Linked DNA regions of Homo sapiens: region 1 is linked to region 2. A link is a loop called in an ENCODE intact Hi-C map of the cell type or tissue named here. Cell type or tissue: endothelial cell of umbilical vein. All regions are shown on one strand.

The links. Peaks named below come from ENCODE experiments on the same cell type or tissue, not always from the same donor. Only the 100,000 strongest peaks of a DNase experiment are listed, where the experiment ranks them.
Region 1: it touches region 2 in a loop (18-fold over the local background); 47 of 110 quality-filtered maps call a loop at or near these places.

Annotation. Positions count from the first base shown.
Region 1 is chr1:72,033,982-72,041,981 of GRCh38, forward strand. All of the region lies in intron 1 of NEGR1 (neuronal growth regulator 1), which reads right to left. Among named protein-coding and RNA genes, the nearest start is that of NEGR1-IT1, 200 kb to the left of the region's middle. In endothelial cell of umbilical vein, a CTCF peak has its summit at 3,976 (motif pointing left); a DNase peak (open chromatin) is centred at 3,950.
Region 2 is chr1:71,584,552-71,592,551 of GRCh38, forward strand. The region is part of intron 6 of NEGR1 (neuronal growth regulator 1); the gene reads right to left. Among named protein-coding and RNA genes, the nearest start is that of NEGR1-IT1, 250 kb to the right of the region's middle. In endothelial cell of umbilical vein, no CTCF peak of the experiment used is centred here; a DNase peak (open chromatin) is centred at 3,610.

The DNA of each region.
Region 1 (8,000 bases), 450 kb after region 2:
ATAAGAAAACCAACAAAATTCTGTCCTCTTTTTAAAGAATTCATATCTCAGTTACTGCAGGTATTTCAGGAAGGTGAAACAGGATCTGACTGTTTTCTTGTATTCTTATTTGTTAGTACAGCAGCCATGTAGCACAATCAACTTGAGTTAAATGTGTAGAATTTTTTTTGGTTGCTTTTTATATAAAATTATCTTCAGAATCCTCTTATTTGTAAATATTTGGCCAGTTACAATACATAGTGGTCCTCGCCAAAACCACACAGGTGTGTTACTTCCCTGTAGTACTGTTTTATTTCTTTAGCCCTTGGAAAACACCAGAAGGGGTTCCATTGTGCATGCAGGTGTGATCACCCACTGTGGAATATAAATTGTATATCTTTTTAGATGAGCAGGAAAGGGAAGGGAAGAATGTTGAGTATTTACTTCTTTGCTTGCTACTAATTAATTTGGTGTCTAACTCGGGGAAAATCACAAGCTTTACATGCCTTGGTTTCTCTCTTCTGATAAAGGTATTCCATTTATTTTACATCCACAGGACCTTATTTTGTGATAATATAGTAAACAGAATGCCAAATAGATAAAGCAGGTAAAAAAATATCTTTTGTCCATAAGAAATTGAAATATTAGTGGACAATTGCTGCCACTTCCCTGACTCAAAAGGCTCATTAATAGGTCACAAAAGGCCTTTGCATTCTCTGAACCTTATTGCAGAGTGAACAGTAAGAAATCAGAGTAGGTGATGATAGTTTACGAATGATTTTCACAACATGACCATAATACAGGAGTTATTAAGAAATTATTTTTAGTCAGCTTGAAAGGGTAAAAGTTATTGGTGGAATTTTCCTTTAATAAAACGCAGCCCCAAACCATTTTTTCGCTAACAGGAAGCAGCCTGATAGATATGCAAACTAGGAGCTTTTATATGTAAATGCCAGCAGCTGTACCTGGAAGCCAGGTACATTCAATATGGCAGTTCTCACTCTCTTCCTTGTCACCACGTTTATGGTGTCATGGCAGCCTCCAGGGAAAACCACATGTACAGGCATTATGGCCACGCCTGGTAGAGGCCACATTTGCATAATAAAAGACTAGGGTGGGAGGGCCAGTCTTTTCTCGGCTATATAAATGGCATACCTGGTCAAACCCATCCCCTAGGACCTATGTAAATCAATCACTGCCTCCTCAAACCTCTGTAGGAAATCGATTGCATTCTGCCGCAAACCGGAGACCCTCTCTCGGGCTACCAGCTTTCTCTGCATGCGGAAGCCTTTTCTCTGTCTTCTTTTTGTCTATTAAACTTTCTGCTCCTAAACCCACTCTTCCTGTGTGTCCGTGTCCTGAATTCTTTCTCAACTATGACAAAGAACCAGGGCATATACCTGAGACAATGGAGCCGTTTCAACCGGATTGGGATTACATCCTCCATTATTTCACTGACTTAAGTATCACTTCCCTTTGTTTAAACATAAAGACAGAGGGCTCAGAAAGCTTGAATGTTTGTTTAAATTCAAACAGCTACTAAACATGGCATTCAGACTCAAAAGCTTAAGTTTTAGACTTTGTGTCTAGAGTTATTTCTACAGAATATGACATAGAAGTGAGTATGAATGTATAATCACACATGGTTAAGTGGAGAGGCAGGGATCTCAGTGGTACCTTTGGGTGAAGCATACTCAGAAAGAAAATGTTTAAATGGCATAAAGCCTTCCATAAAAATGAAAATCCCTATCATGAATTGATGATGTCTATGCAGCAGATCTTGTGCTTGGCAGCTTATTATTTCATTAAATCTGCACAAAAACTCAATGAGTTTAGGTCTTTTTACAGCCCCAATTTTACATATGAGTAAATAGAAGCTCAGAAGTTAAAATGCTCTGGAAAAGCTCACATGGCTCTTGAGAAGGTAGAATTAAGATCATTTCATATTTCCCCTTTCAGTTAGGAGAGTTCTTCCCATATCTCACTCGTTGTATTGTAATAGTTTCACAAATCACAGATAGAGACATTTAGAAATAACTTTGAACATAAATAATTGCATTATAGTTGAAATGTGTACAGGCACGTGATTCAAAATTTGTTTACTCAGATACCAGAACTATTTGATTCTTTCAAATACCATGCCTACAATTCACAGTTTTTAGAATTACACTGTGATTTAGCATAAGTACATTTCAGTGAATACTGAGGCAATGCCTTTGGAAGAGAATTGTTTACAGCAATCTATTTTCCTAGACTGATTGCCTAGATATTTCATATAGCTTATTTATTTATATAGATGTGAATTTAGCTTTGAAATATAAAACCCCATGGGGCTTTACATGTGTGTAAAGCCCTCCTAGGCTATAGTAGGAAAAAATGTGCACACTACAAAGGTACAATTAAAAGCCATATTGGCTGGGCACGTTGGCTCACACCCATAATCCCAGCACTTTGGGAGGCTGAGGCGGGCAGATCACCTAAGGTCAGGAGTTCGAGACCAGCCAGGCCAACATGGTGAAACCCTGTCTCTACTAAAAATACAAAAATTAGCTGGGCATGGTGGTGCGCGCCTGTAATCCCAGCTACTAGGGAGACTGAGGCAGAAGAATCTCTTGAACCTGGGAGGCGGAGGTTGCAGTGAGCCGAGATTGCGCTATTGTACTCCAGCCTGGGAGACAGAGCGAGACTCCATCTCAAAAAAAAAAAAAAAAGCAATATTAAATTACACAAATGGAAAATTAAAGATGTATATTCATTTGAAAAACATCTATTATATATTAAGAAGTTTTTACTGATCTTTAACTTTACATATATATATGAATTACATATAGAAAAAAAGGACACTGTAAATAGGCCAAAATAACTGCAAATAATCAATATGGTTAATTTCTTTTTGTTTTTGCAACAAGGTGAGATATAAATATATATATCAGTGTAAAATGTGTGGCACAAGGTAGAGAAAAACAGTAAAATAAGAGCTTTTAAAAATGGATGATGTAAATCCTATATTTTTTAGTAGCCTAGAAAATCATAAGTATCTTAGACACTTGTCAGATCTATTTGATGGAACAAAGTTAATAATTGTACTTGGGATGTTGCTCTTACCTATGAGAACATCCTATGACTTCTACATTTATCACTGTTGTAAATAAATTTGTATCTGGATTTTCACCTTAAATATTTTCTTCTTCCTTTGATTTTTAAGTATAAAATTTAGGAAACAGTGAGACTGACTCTGTACTATAGATTTCAAAGAGATGTTGGAATAGATATTTAGTAGAAAAATTAAAAATAAAGCTTAAGACCATGTTACAAAAGATAATTGCTACATCGCCTACTAATATATTGAGTGCCTACTATATTCCTGGTACTGCTAACAATTCATAGTCATCTCATTTAATCTTTACAACATTATGAAGTCAATATTATTGTTATTCCTACTTCACAAATGAAGAAATCTGGCACTTAAGCCACATAATTAATAACTGATAGAGCCAGGAAATAAACGTGGGCAATTAGAAATTAGAGACAGAGTTCTTTTTATCCATCATTAACCAATTGTGCTGTAGAAATTCTTTGGGAAGCACTCTGCCTTTCCAAGTTAAACTATAACTGCCTTCGTTGTCATTTTTTGTCATGCTTTCCTTCATCATTAACATGTAGAGAGCAAATAACAGAATTAAATAATTTTATATTCAGAATTAAGCCATAAACTATTTCATGAATATCTGTTTACAAGTTTTGACTTAATCTGGATCATTGCAAACATCTGAATCTATTTCCATTAGGTGTGACAAATATTTCATTTTTATTTAATATTATGCAACATGTAAAAATGTAATGCAACTCTAATAGTAGAAGTACTTCCAGGATATACTATTAGCCAGGTCGCTTATTTTTATTTGCACCATGAACCACCTGTAATTAACAGAGCACCATTCTTGGTGTTTATGACCATCACTCAAAGTTGCTGCCACCTGCTGGTGGTATTCTTTACACTCATAAAAGAGCTAAAGTTTCTGTTGCTAAGCATATTTTCTAGCATTAATGATTCTTAACCATTTTCTAAATACTATGGTCTCATATATCAGGACTTAGTAAAAGTGTCACATAATTTGGAAGTGATGTAGCAAGGCTTAAAAGGTTTAAAGCCTAAATCTAACCAAAGATGTTAGCCACTACGTTATAGTGGCTTCCTCCTTAGAAAAATCTTTAAATAAGTCTGTTATATCCATGCTTTTGAATGTTCTGCAGTTGCACATACGATTAGGTCATTTTACATGCATTGGTAAGGATAAATATCTACAATGTAGTATTTAAAACCCAGTGGCAAGACATATGCCTAAATATGATTATATTTGTTAAAACAAGTTAAAGTTTAACATGTTTAAGCTGAGATTGGGGCTGGATATATTCTCATAAGAAGTTCATATTTCTTCCACCATGCCATGATGTTTCAATAAAAAGTAGTTTTCAAGGTCAAGGAAGTTACTCAGTAAGAAAGGTTACTTAGCTGAGATACTTACTGTGTTCTGTCAGTGAGTATGCAAGCTCAAGCATATTATTTTTTAAATCTCTTCTGCATAATAACTCCATTTGCAAATGATTTCTGTTCTAAAAACATCAGCGTACAAAGATAAAAGAGATCATTTCTGTCTTCAAAAAGCTTATAATCTTTTAAAATAATCACTTCATTAGTTCACAGTGATGGTAGTTGAAGCTAAGCACACAAAGACCTTTGTGTTCCAAGAAACAACATTAGAAAGAGATAGAAAAGATGTTAATATGGATGCTCCATGAATCACCATATTTTAATAAAATAAATGAATTCCAGTGCAACACTGAGTACAAGGTACTGAGTATAAGACACTGATAGGTTCTTAAGGTATCACCATTCAGGTAATCAAAGAGCTCACTACTGAGCAAAGGAGAACCCTCACATCTAACAATGATATGAGTCAGATTGTGATAAATTATCTAATATGAATATAAACAAAATAAAATGTGAGTACATGAAAAAGAAAATTTCGCAGAAGGAAAGAATGAGGGCAGTAGAAGCTGACTTGGATTTTGAAGAATTACTAGGATCTCTTTAGGTAGCCAGGTAGGAAATGGCCATTTTAAACCTACAGAACAGAATGAGTCAAGGCATGGAGGTAGAAGAGATTGTGAAAAGTTCAGAGAAACAGCAGATTATGCAATGTAATTATAGTTCAACGTGTATTAAGAGGGCAATATAATAAAATAATGTCTATTTGATGCTGAAGGAATGTGAATATTGTGCTAAGGACATTAGCTTCTTCCTGTAAGCACTGGGAAGCCATTGAAATTTCTGATCAGGTACATGATGTGGGCATATAAGTGTTTCAAAATTACCAGGTAAGCACAATAAGGAATAGATTCGTAGGTGTGGAGATGCCACTAAAGAAGTCCAGAGAAAAGACCCTGCTAGTAACAATAGACAAGTAAGCAGGAGAACATGTATTTCAGTAGTCTCTTGGTAAAGTAATAAAATGAATAATTACATTTCTTCAGGTTTCTAATATTCCAGCATTACCCATTTTGCATTTAACAGTAAGAACCCTCCAAGTGTTGGAGAGAAAAAAACAACAAAATTATTTGTATTTCCCGATACCAACTCAATATTGGGATCAAGAAGATGTTGGAGTTTTTACTATGCAGAATCCCTGATGAACATAAAGGATAAAAGAGAAACCTTCAGGAACTTGATAAGAGGAATGAATATGAGGTCAAATAATAAATACTCAAGGACTAGTTTCTTGTATTAAGTGCAAATACCAATAGCATGCCAAGAATGTGGCGAGAAGGGCTGCAGAAATCTGGAATTTTTCATGATCAGAGGGGTCTAAAGATTTATTCAGTTTAACTTACACTGATAATCATTGACCATTTTGGCAATCTATTTGAGAAGTGTTTCTGATGATATAGAAAGCTGGATGTAGGCACTTAACTCAAAAACGTATTTTCTATATATTCTGAAGTGAAGGAAAAGTGTAGTATAAAATGTACACAGCTGTGATAAAAAATACGTGTCTAATGTGAGGCTGAGAATAAACAATATACTGACATATACAAAACCTTCAATAATTATCCTTCCTGAAAAATTAAATACTTATACCACATATCATTACATTTAGCCATGTGTTATGTACATGATTCTCTAGTATGTATTACAATTCTCAAGCCCCAAATATATTTGGAGTTTCTTGATGGCAAAGCTTTGTCATAGTCTTCCCCCGAATCCCGCATCGTAACTTAAAGGTGCTAGAGAACAATACAAGCCAGATAAACAATTGTTACATTAGAGGAAAGAAAATTCTGTGTTGAATCTGCAATAGAAATAGACAAGAGCATCACAGTAGCTTGGAGTCACATAGAATGAACCATTCTACAGTATTATTCCCTATGAGGACTGCATTCACAGAGCACAGAAGCCAGCACTTAAGCACCTCTTAAATAAAAACACCTTCTTGAATGAATTGGCAACAATAGACCTTGAGTATAAAATGGAAATGGAATAGATGCTGATTATTACGAAGTTGTCAGCCTGCTAACCCTCGGCAGTTAAATTGGCAAGCACAGTAAGAGCACTGACCAAAAAAAAAAAAAAAAAAAAAAAAAAAAAAAAAATCAGAGAATAAGTCCATCAACTGGGAACCTTACTGAAAGAAAAGGAATTGGGTTTGTGTGTGTATGTGTATGCAGGAAAGAAGTAAGACCTAATGACTATTTCAAGGTTCTTGAAATGAAATATGTGACTAAGGATGTGCAGATTATGATAAACATAAAAGAAAACAACAATTGAAGTTGTAAAAAATAGCACTTTAAATTTGGTTAAAAATTAAATCCAATTCAAATATTGTCTTGCAACCATTTCCAGGACATCAATTTTATAATCTTCAACATTCCTCTGTCCACCAAAAACTATGAGTTAAGGTAGACCCAATCAGAAGCACTCTATCCCTCTCCAGACATCAACCTAATAACCTGTTTTCTGTTTAGGTTCATCCATATGTCATTGTAAGTAACCAATGTCAATAGTTCTTAATTGGAATTGTAACAAAAGACAAATTTGTTTGAGAATATCAATTTCCCTATAGACAAAGTACCACTAATTCAATCTAAAAGTTAAATTAAGCATAAAACATTTAAAAATATGCTATATGTATGCCAATTTAGGGTTGGCCATCAATTCTTTGTATACCTGTTATTTGTAATAAATTGATTCCCAGTCCTATTGTCCTAATCATTTGTCCTTTGTTTCCCTCTTCCATTTCTTCAGGTCCTCTTCCAATAGATTTTACAGGGATTTACAAATTTCCTTTACAGGGGTTTAATGCTCGGTTAATATATAGCTTTGGTATTTTGGTGTCTTTATTATAAATATTCAGGATTTTACACTTTTAAAAATATTATTCCTAATTCATTCCTTCTCTTTTCTTCTGTAGGCTTTTTTTTTTTTTTTGTCTCCTAAAGTTGCACGTTCCATTAAAGTGGGAGTTTTCTGTCTTGAATTGTTTGTGTACTCAAGGACTTAGGACTAAACAGTGGGTTAACAACTGCACCCCCACAAAGAGACAGGGTAAGTCACCTATGTGGTAGTACTTTCAAGAGAACAGTCAAATATGGTTTTGTGACCCTCCGTACCTCAAATCCCACTTGTGGGTATAAAATGATTTTTGTTGAAATGATTTATGTTATGTTAAAATGATTTATGTTGAAAAGACTAGATGGATATATATATACACACACATATATATATATATACCCATGACATGAGGTAGAGATGCACCCCATAGGCTTACAAGTATTTCTTAAATATATATGTAATATTTAAAATATACATTATATATATTTTATATATATTATATATTTTATAAAATATAATTTTATATATTTACATATAAATATATATTTGAGTTTCAAATATATATTACATGTTTATATATAATATATATTTGAGAGTCTCAAATATATATTATATATAAATATATAATACA
Region 2 (8,000 bases):
GAAAGAAATCACAGCACAGAAGCGAAGATGATACAGTGGCCCAGACTTTGCCACCTTATTACGTGCTCAAACCATTGGATCCCACTTTAGATGGAGTCAAAATTACAGGGAACACAGTGCACGCTTGATAAGTATGCTCCAAGAAACTTCTCAGAAGTGCTGGGAAAGAAATATCTCACAGGACCTCCAAAAGGCTTTGTAAGAGAAAAGATCAGGAAAGTCATACTGAAGAAAGACTCTGTTAATCTGTTTTCTTTTGACTGGAAATGTTGGCATGTTTTCATTTTTACAAAGTCCTAATAGTCACAACGCCATATACTCAAGTCACATTTTGGCCTAATTAGTTATAGGATTAGAGCTGTGTGAAATAAAATAGCAAGCAAGAATGTCTATTCTAGTGCCTTTTTCATAGGTTACTGGCCAAGGTTGTTGCAACTGTGAACATAAAGGAAATTTCTCTGGAGAGTAAAATTCTGTGTAGAGATGACAAAATGATTAGGCCAGCAGTGCTCTTGAGCTAAGTTTTATGGAAACTCACTACAGAGACAAGCACATTAAGATGCATTTTTTTGTCGAATAAAAATAATTTTGAGTTCAATAACAAAAATATACAGAAGGTAAAAATATTGGCAGCACTTCTACTTTGTTAAGGAGTAAGTTTAACTTTAAAAAATAACAATCAATCAATACATACTATCTTTTAAACATGCATAGATTTCTTAGGATCTGAAAACATTACAGCTGAAAGGTAACATGGAGACTAGTTAGTCTAGTCCCCTCATATTATAAATTGGTATGCTGAGGCCAGGCAGTAAATTGCTATGGAGCTCTCCAATTTAAGGCCAGTTTGACTCCAAGGGTAGGGCTTCTAGTAAAATTTTGTGATTAAATTGGAAACTCTAATTTATTTTTCTATGTGTTTTTGGTACCTAATCCTCATAAGCAAGCCATATTTCAAGGCTGATCAATGACAACACCAAATACCAAAGCTTCCTTTCCCTTCCAAATTTACTGACCCTTTGTCAGCTGTGGGAAATGTATGTGCTGTACCAGTAGCTTGAAGATGCCACTGTCAAATTGCCTCAATCTGGGAGAAACACATCAGTAGAGTAATTAATCTTGTACAACCTCTCCATCTTTTTTTTTTTTTTTTTTTTTTTACTCATTACAAGTGAATGCTTATGTGCATGGCTGATTTAATTAATAATTGTAATAAAAAGGACAATATCATAATGATATACATAGTGCATTAACAAATGAATCAAAGGACCAGTGCTGCTAATTTGTCTATCCAGTGAAATAAAGTTACACAGTTATTCAGGTTATATAGATCTGTGCTTGCCTGTGTTTACCCTTCAACATTTGAATTATACATGAGAAGGACAGAAGAGGAAACCAGCATTTAATAGGCACTTGTTTTAGACTAGTAGTGTATTGGCCATTTTGCATGTCCTCTCATTTAATCTTCACAATAATCCTATAAAAATAATTTATTTTCCCCTATTTTATAGGTCAGGTGACTAAAGTATCTACAATCCTTCATGAAGGATTATAGTTTTAACTTGGATCTGCTCGATTCAAAGCTTTTGGTGTTCCACCTGTGTAGTGGGAAAAGCACTGGAACAAGGGTAGTAAAAACGAAATTCTAGCCCTAGTTATGTTGCTTGACTTTGGTCTCTGACTCATCCTATTTGGGTTTCAGTTTCCTCACCTATAAAGTGAAAAAACTGGTTTAGACAAGAAGTTTTCAAAACAAATTATTTGGAACTGTATGACACCTTGAGAGGCTTCAAGGCCGCTATGTAATGTGATGGGTAGGAAAATAAGATTTGTCTCCAACTTAACCAAACTAACTCCAGTTTTATCTTTGTTATACATTAAGAGTTTGCATAGGTTTTATTTGGAGGAATAAAGGGTTTCATTGCTTAAGAAAGTTGGAAGAATTGACTATGTAAAATCTGAGACATCTTCTAGCTCCAATTTCTGTCAATTGACAAACGTAACTAAAGCTCCGCTAACTGATATGTGGTTTTCACTAGAGGCAATTTGGTGACCTGGAGCACCATAAACTTCAACAGTCACTCTGACTGCTTCAGCCTGCTGGTTATCGTCTCTCCCATATGCCACTAAATGACCATTTGGTGTCTATCTTCTTGAAAATACATACATGTTCCAGGTATGAGATTGAAGAGGTAAAATATTCTCTTGCTTTACTCATACTACACTTCAGCAAATTTGTATACTTTCATGACTTATGTGATGATTATGTCTGTGTGTGTTATTTTTGTTTGGTAGAGAACGACTTGATAGGCCTGTGTAGCTGGATCAAATTCTGCCTACAACTGCAAACCTAATTTTTGTCAAATATTTATTACCAGAGCACCAAGGAAAGCCTTCTCATTAACATCTCAAAGCTGCGAGGATAAAGCAGGTTGTCTCACACAGCACTCTGTCTTCAATAATCACCAAGTCTAAATTTATTACTGCCTCTTTCAACCAAAATGAAAACCCCATCTCCTTTAAGTTGCAAGAGGAGAGATAAATTTCTATCTAAAATGGGAGTCATTCACATCTGTGGTATCACCTTTCAGGGTTCATTATAATAGGTAAAAGTAACAGAGCCCATACAGTTGCTTACTGGCATGTGGGAACATCTGAAGCAAGCAGAGAGCTGAAATATTACTTGCAAGGACACAGCTAGTTTCATATTCAACAAATCAGTTGAAAGGTACTGTTCGCTTGCATCGGTTGAATCTAACCAGGGAAAAACAGTTACATTACTCTCTCTTACTTTCTCCAGTAGACTCTTCCATTTCCTTTTGGATACTAGCTACTGACTTCTTTTTTATCTGAAAAGAAAAGAAGCCCATCACATTAAACAGGCTGGGAAGAAATTTTCTCTGATATGAAAGGAGACATTCCAGAAAGTTAAAAAGCCCTGACTGCATAAAGCATTTAAAATTGGGACTTCATTATTGTCTCCACAAGGCTGCTAAGGCAGGGAAAAGACAGTTTTGATCGGTCCTTTGAATGTGTTATGTGTAATATTTCTGAGACAAATGCTTTGTTACTTTGAATAAATGCATACACGAGTACACACACACACACACATGCACACACACACACACACACACACACAGATATCCCTATAGCATCATTAGGACTTGTAGAACCTATACTACAGTAAAGGATTTGACACTATATTTTTAGGTACACCTGAGATGGGAGTTTAGCATCCACACATCATAGCAATATTATCATTACCTATTTTGGGACTCTAAGCAATGAGTCTTCATCAATAGTGAGACTCAATTTGTACCAAATATTTCCATATATTAGGTCTCAGGAGAGGGTTGTATTAAACTAAGGCTGTGTAAATTCTAAGCACTTTGCTTATGCAGCTTTCTTCCATCTTAATTAATTCTATTTCCCTTTAGATGGCAAGTCTTTGAATACGTGTCTTATAATAAATATTTGTACTTTTGTGGAAGTGAGAAACAAAGCGTGTACAACATGTTTTACTTATAGAAATAACTATGTTTTACTGATTACTGAATTCCCACTAAAGTGATAGCATACATTTGATGAATTGAACCCATAGATGGCAGGATGGGACCACTCAGTTCATAGTCTTTAAAAAACAGACTTGGAAGAAACATTTTTTTAGTTGCTCATGTTCAGGAAGCAAAAAACGCACTGAAAAATAACAATAAAATAACAAATATCTTTGAATCCCCAATTTTTTATTTAATAAGAATTTTGCTATGAATAGTTGGCATACTGTCATCCATTATAAATTTTGTTAAAGCACTTCATTCCTGAGGGCTAATATACAGTGATCTGCACAATATTCTCTCTGCCTTTCCTTCTCTTCCCTTCCAATTTTGTACTTTTTACAACATAGAAATCTTTCAGGAATTTTTGGACAGAGAATCTAGAGGATGAGGGATCTTCATTGTATACTAGCTTTCCTGTAGTTTTTCCACCATAAAGTTTGCTTTCTCTTTATTTTAGAAAACATACATTTTTACCTTAAGTAATTTAAAGTAATTCTATTGATGAAATTACTAAAACCTCTACTTAAAATTATAGGTCCTCTTACAATTACTGCCTAAAGCCTACAGGCCATGGAAGATAAAGGGGTTTAAGTTGTCTTCATGTTAAATCAAAACTTTTGCTTATTTCCCTCGCACCCAAAGAAGATTTGAGAAAGAGGCAAACAAGCTGAAAATGATGGAGACTTGCAGAAAAACAGAAAACATTGCAAGTTCACTATAGTATAGTTCATCAAATGTTAGGGTGTTGTATCTTTGCGGATCAGGGAGCTGCTCATATACACACAGCCATTGGGCCTATTAATCAGAAAGCAATCCTAATCAGACCAGCAGCTAGACATAAAGGCATAACATCAGCCTTGTCTTCTTCTTTTCATAGCCTAACCTCTGAAAAGCGCAATTTATTATCCATGTCTCTATTTCCTCATCTATTTATTTAACCTTAATCCACAGAAATCTGGCTTCTACTCTCAGTTTTACACAGAAACTGCTCTGGCAAAGGTCACCAGTAACTAACTGCCCAAATGTCAGAGACAGTGGTTGATTTTCAGATGTTCCCTGAGTAGACGTAGCACAGGACAGTGCTGACTCTTCATTCTTCCTAAAATGGGCTGCTCTCACAGCTTTCACAGCACTCCACAGTGCTGACCCTCCTCAGGCATCTCCATCCACACTGAATTTGCTTGCTTCTGCAGGATGCTTCTCTTCCTAGGCTCACTCGATGCTAATTTTACTTGGATTTCTGTTCTTGGTAATCTTATCACTCTACATGGCTTCTATGAGAAGTCTCATTTACTCTCATGGCTGAAACTATCACCTCCATTCTGATAACTTTAAATCTATGTCTCCATTCTGGACTTTATACCCAGCTACCTATTAGACATTGCCTCAAACTAAAAATATCTAGAAATGACCTAATTTTTTCTTTTAATTTCTACCTCCTTTTAAAATCTAAAAACCTTAATTCTTTTCTTATGTACTTATTCTGGCTAATTTCATGCAAACTAAACATTAGCAGTTATCTAGATCCTTGCAACTCCCTTCCTTTTCTTGCCAGATTTGGTCATTAATGGCTATCTCCTAATTAGCTCTCAACTCTCTCACCTCTGCTACTCTTTTTGGTGCTATTACTATTATTGCTATTTTGCCTTTAGAATTAAAAGTTTAATACTGGGTTTAGCAGTCCACAATGCCTAAGAGTGTCTTTTGGAAACCAAATCTGTTTGTATCATTCCCTTGTTAAAATCCTTCCGTAACTCTCCAAAACCAGGATACAGCCAAAACTCATTTCAACTCTCTCATCTTCATCGTGTCAACTTGTCTACCCTCATCTCTCAATACTCTCCTTCTACCTTTTATTCTAGCCATTTTAAAGTACTATTGTGTCTTCAAATGTATTGAATTGTTTCATACTGCCATGTCTTTACATGAGCGGTTCAACACTAGAGTGCTTGCCTCTCTCTTTCTTCCATCACCATTCCCACACCCAGGCTCATCCTAATCACCTTTACCTCAAGGGGCATCTCCTTTATATTTTTCCCTGAGTCCTTGAGACTGACTGAGTTGATCATTCTCTTTTTTGTGTCACTATACTTTGTGCACATGATTGTTGTTGAATGAGCTCCTGCAAAGTTCTGCCCCAGAAAGTGAGATAGTCATTGCTAAGATGATGTTTTGAGTTGTACCTTAGATATAATTCAGATAGTGGTATTGGCTACTCTAGATAAAAGTTCTTTCATGACCCTTGAGACTATAGTAAGAGCACCTTCTCTGCCCCATTATGGTACCACTGACCTTATTGCATTATCGTTGCTTGCTTGACTGTTTCTCACTTCTCACTCATCTGAGAACTCCTTCAGGATGGGGTTCCAGTCCTACTCACCCTTTTCTTTCCAACATCTAGTGCCGTGCTTTGCCGGGTGTAGGCATTGTAGATAAAAGCTTAGAATCTGAAGCCAGATTGTCAGGGTTTAAGGTTTTGCTTTGTCACTAACCATTTGGCTTCAGCCACATTTATATTCTCTAAGTTTCCTTTTCTAGAAGAGGAGAATTACAGAATCTAGCTCTTTGGATTTTGTGAGAATTAAATGAACAAGTTTATATAAAAAATAAGAATAGGGTCTGTTTCAGAGTAAGCTAACAATGTGCTATTTGTAATTACAGTCATATTGCCTTGTATCTGTAGAGGTTACAAGTACAAATTCTACAGCTAAAACTCATTCACTCATTTATTTATTCATTAATCCATCCATTCATTTACTCAATGTTTAATTCATTTATTCACTAAAGATTTACTCCTTGCTTATTAAATAGCAGGTGCTGTGCTTGGTGATATGGGAAATAAAATAACTAATCAGACATAGATCCTGTCTTTTTAAAGAACTTATAATTTGATGGAGAGATGGAATATATATAAAAATAACTATAAGACAAAATAAAAATGCTTAGTGCAGTAAGAGCTTCAGATGAGGTCATACCAGGGGTTCTGAATATATGAACATTTTTTCAAACTCCCAGGGCTATGTTCATAATTACAGACAAGATTTTCACATTTGCCTTTATTAACAAATTAATCAAATTGTATGTACTTAATAGCACCTCAGCATACAGCAAGTCAATGGCAGAGAGAGATGATGAGAGTCTCTTCTGAAGGCACTACGTTTAGAAGCCTTTTCAGCACTATATTATTTCCAGACATTTGTGTTAAGATTGCCAGAGTAAAACAAATGTTTACACAAGTGGCATTTGTTCCTAATTTTTCACATTCATTAATGTTTCAGTTTTGAAAATCAGAATGTAATTTAGAAATTTAAATAGCAAAACGTAATATGTTATTAAGCCTTAAATTTTTCTTTACTTTGCCGTGTTAATTCATTTATTCTTTCAAGTGCTTGAATATTTAAACCATTTAAAATATTAATAATATACCAAAGAAGTATCAATATTTACATTAAGTTGGAATTCACACTGCTTTATAATATTTTCAATGGTTTATATTATTCATAATTTCACTAAATAAATCATCCTCATGGAAGGAACTTAAGCAAGCATATTATACTATAACTATTGCATGGCAAGCAATGTTTTTCTTTCAAATCGAGTGCTAAAGGATATTAGGCTGGGATAATAAAAGATGTAATATAAACTGATATGTTTTATTTCACATCAGCATTCTTAAATTATGGTAATGTAAAGCTCATAAATCATGGAAACTTATTACAGTATATTTTTAAGTTGTAGGAACATCATATATCCCATCCCCATTTCTGCAAAACAGAAATGATATTTATGATGAACTATACAATATTTGCATTTTTCAGAGATAGCTTACTATAACAAGATCGTAAGACAAATATACATTTGTCAAGTTACCATAAAATATTAACTCTAAGAGATAAGGATAATTCAGATAACTTTGTGGCACTGAAAAGACAGTATACTCTCTCTAGTCTTCTTTGAACATTTTGAGAAACATTTGATTTCAAAATTAAGAATATTTTGTGGCTGCAACAATTTGTTGGTTACTCAGCTTCTAAACAGCAGTAAAATTAATTATAGGAGGAAACATTCATGGAGGTTTCTAGCCTTTTACCCGATCCTTGTGTTTGTGCTTCTTTATTAATTTTTAGTCCTTAGGAAGTAAGATACATTAGAAATGTAGTATTTATTTGAATAAAATCTTAAGTTTTATTTTAAAATACAATTTTGAGTAAAAATATTATCTATATGGATAAAATATTTTGTCCATGATCATTTACTTACTGTTTCATTTTATGTATGGCTTGTGAAATTCTGGCTACCCCAAGATGAATGTTTTATGAAAACCAACCAAGAGTAAATTCAAGCCATGTTAATCTATACTTCAAGAATATGCAATACATTTAAAAAACAACAAAATCTCACCAAATCTACTGACTTCAGCCAAAAGACACTTTTTCAGTTAGC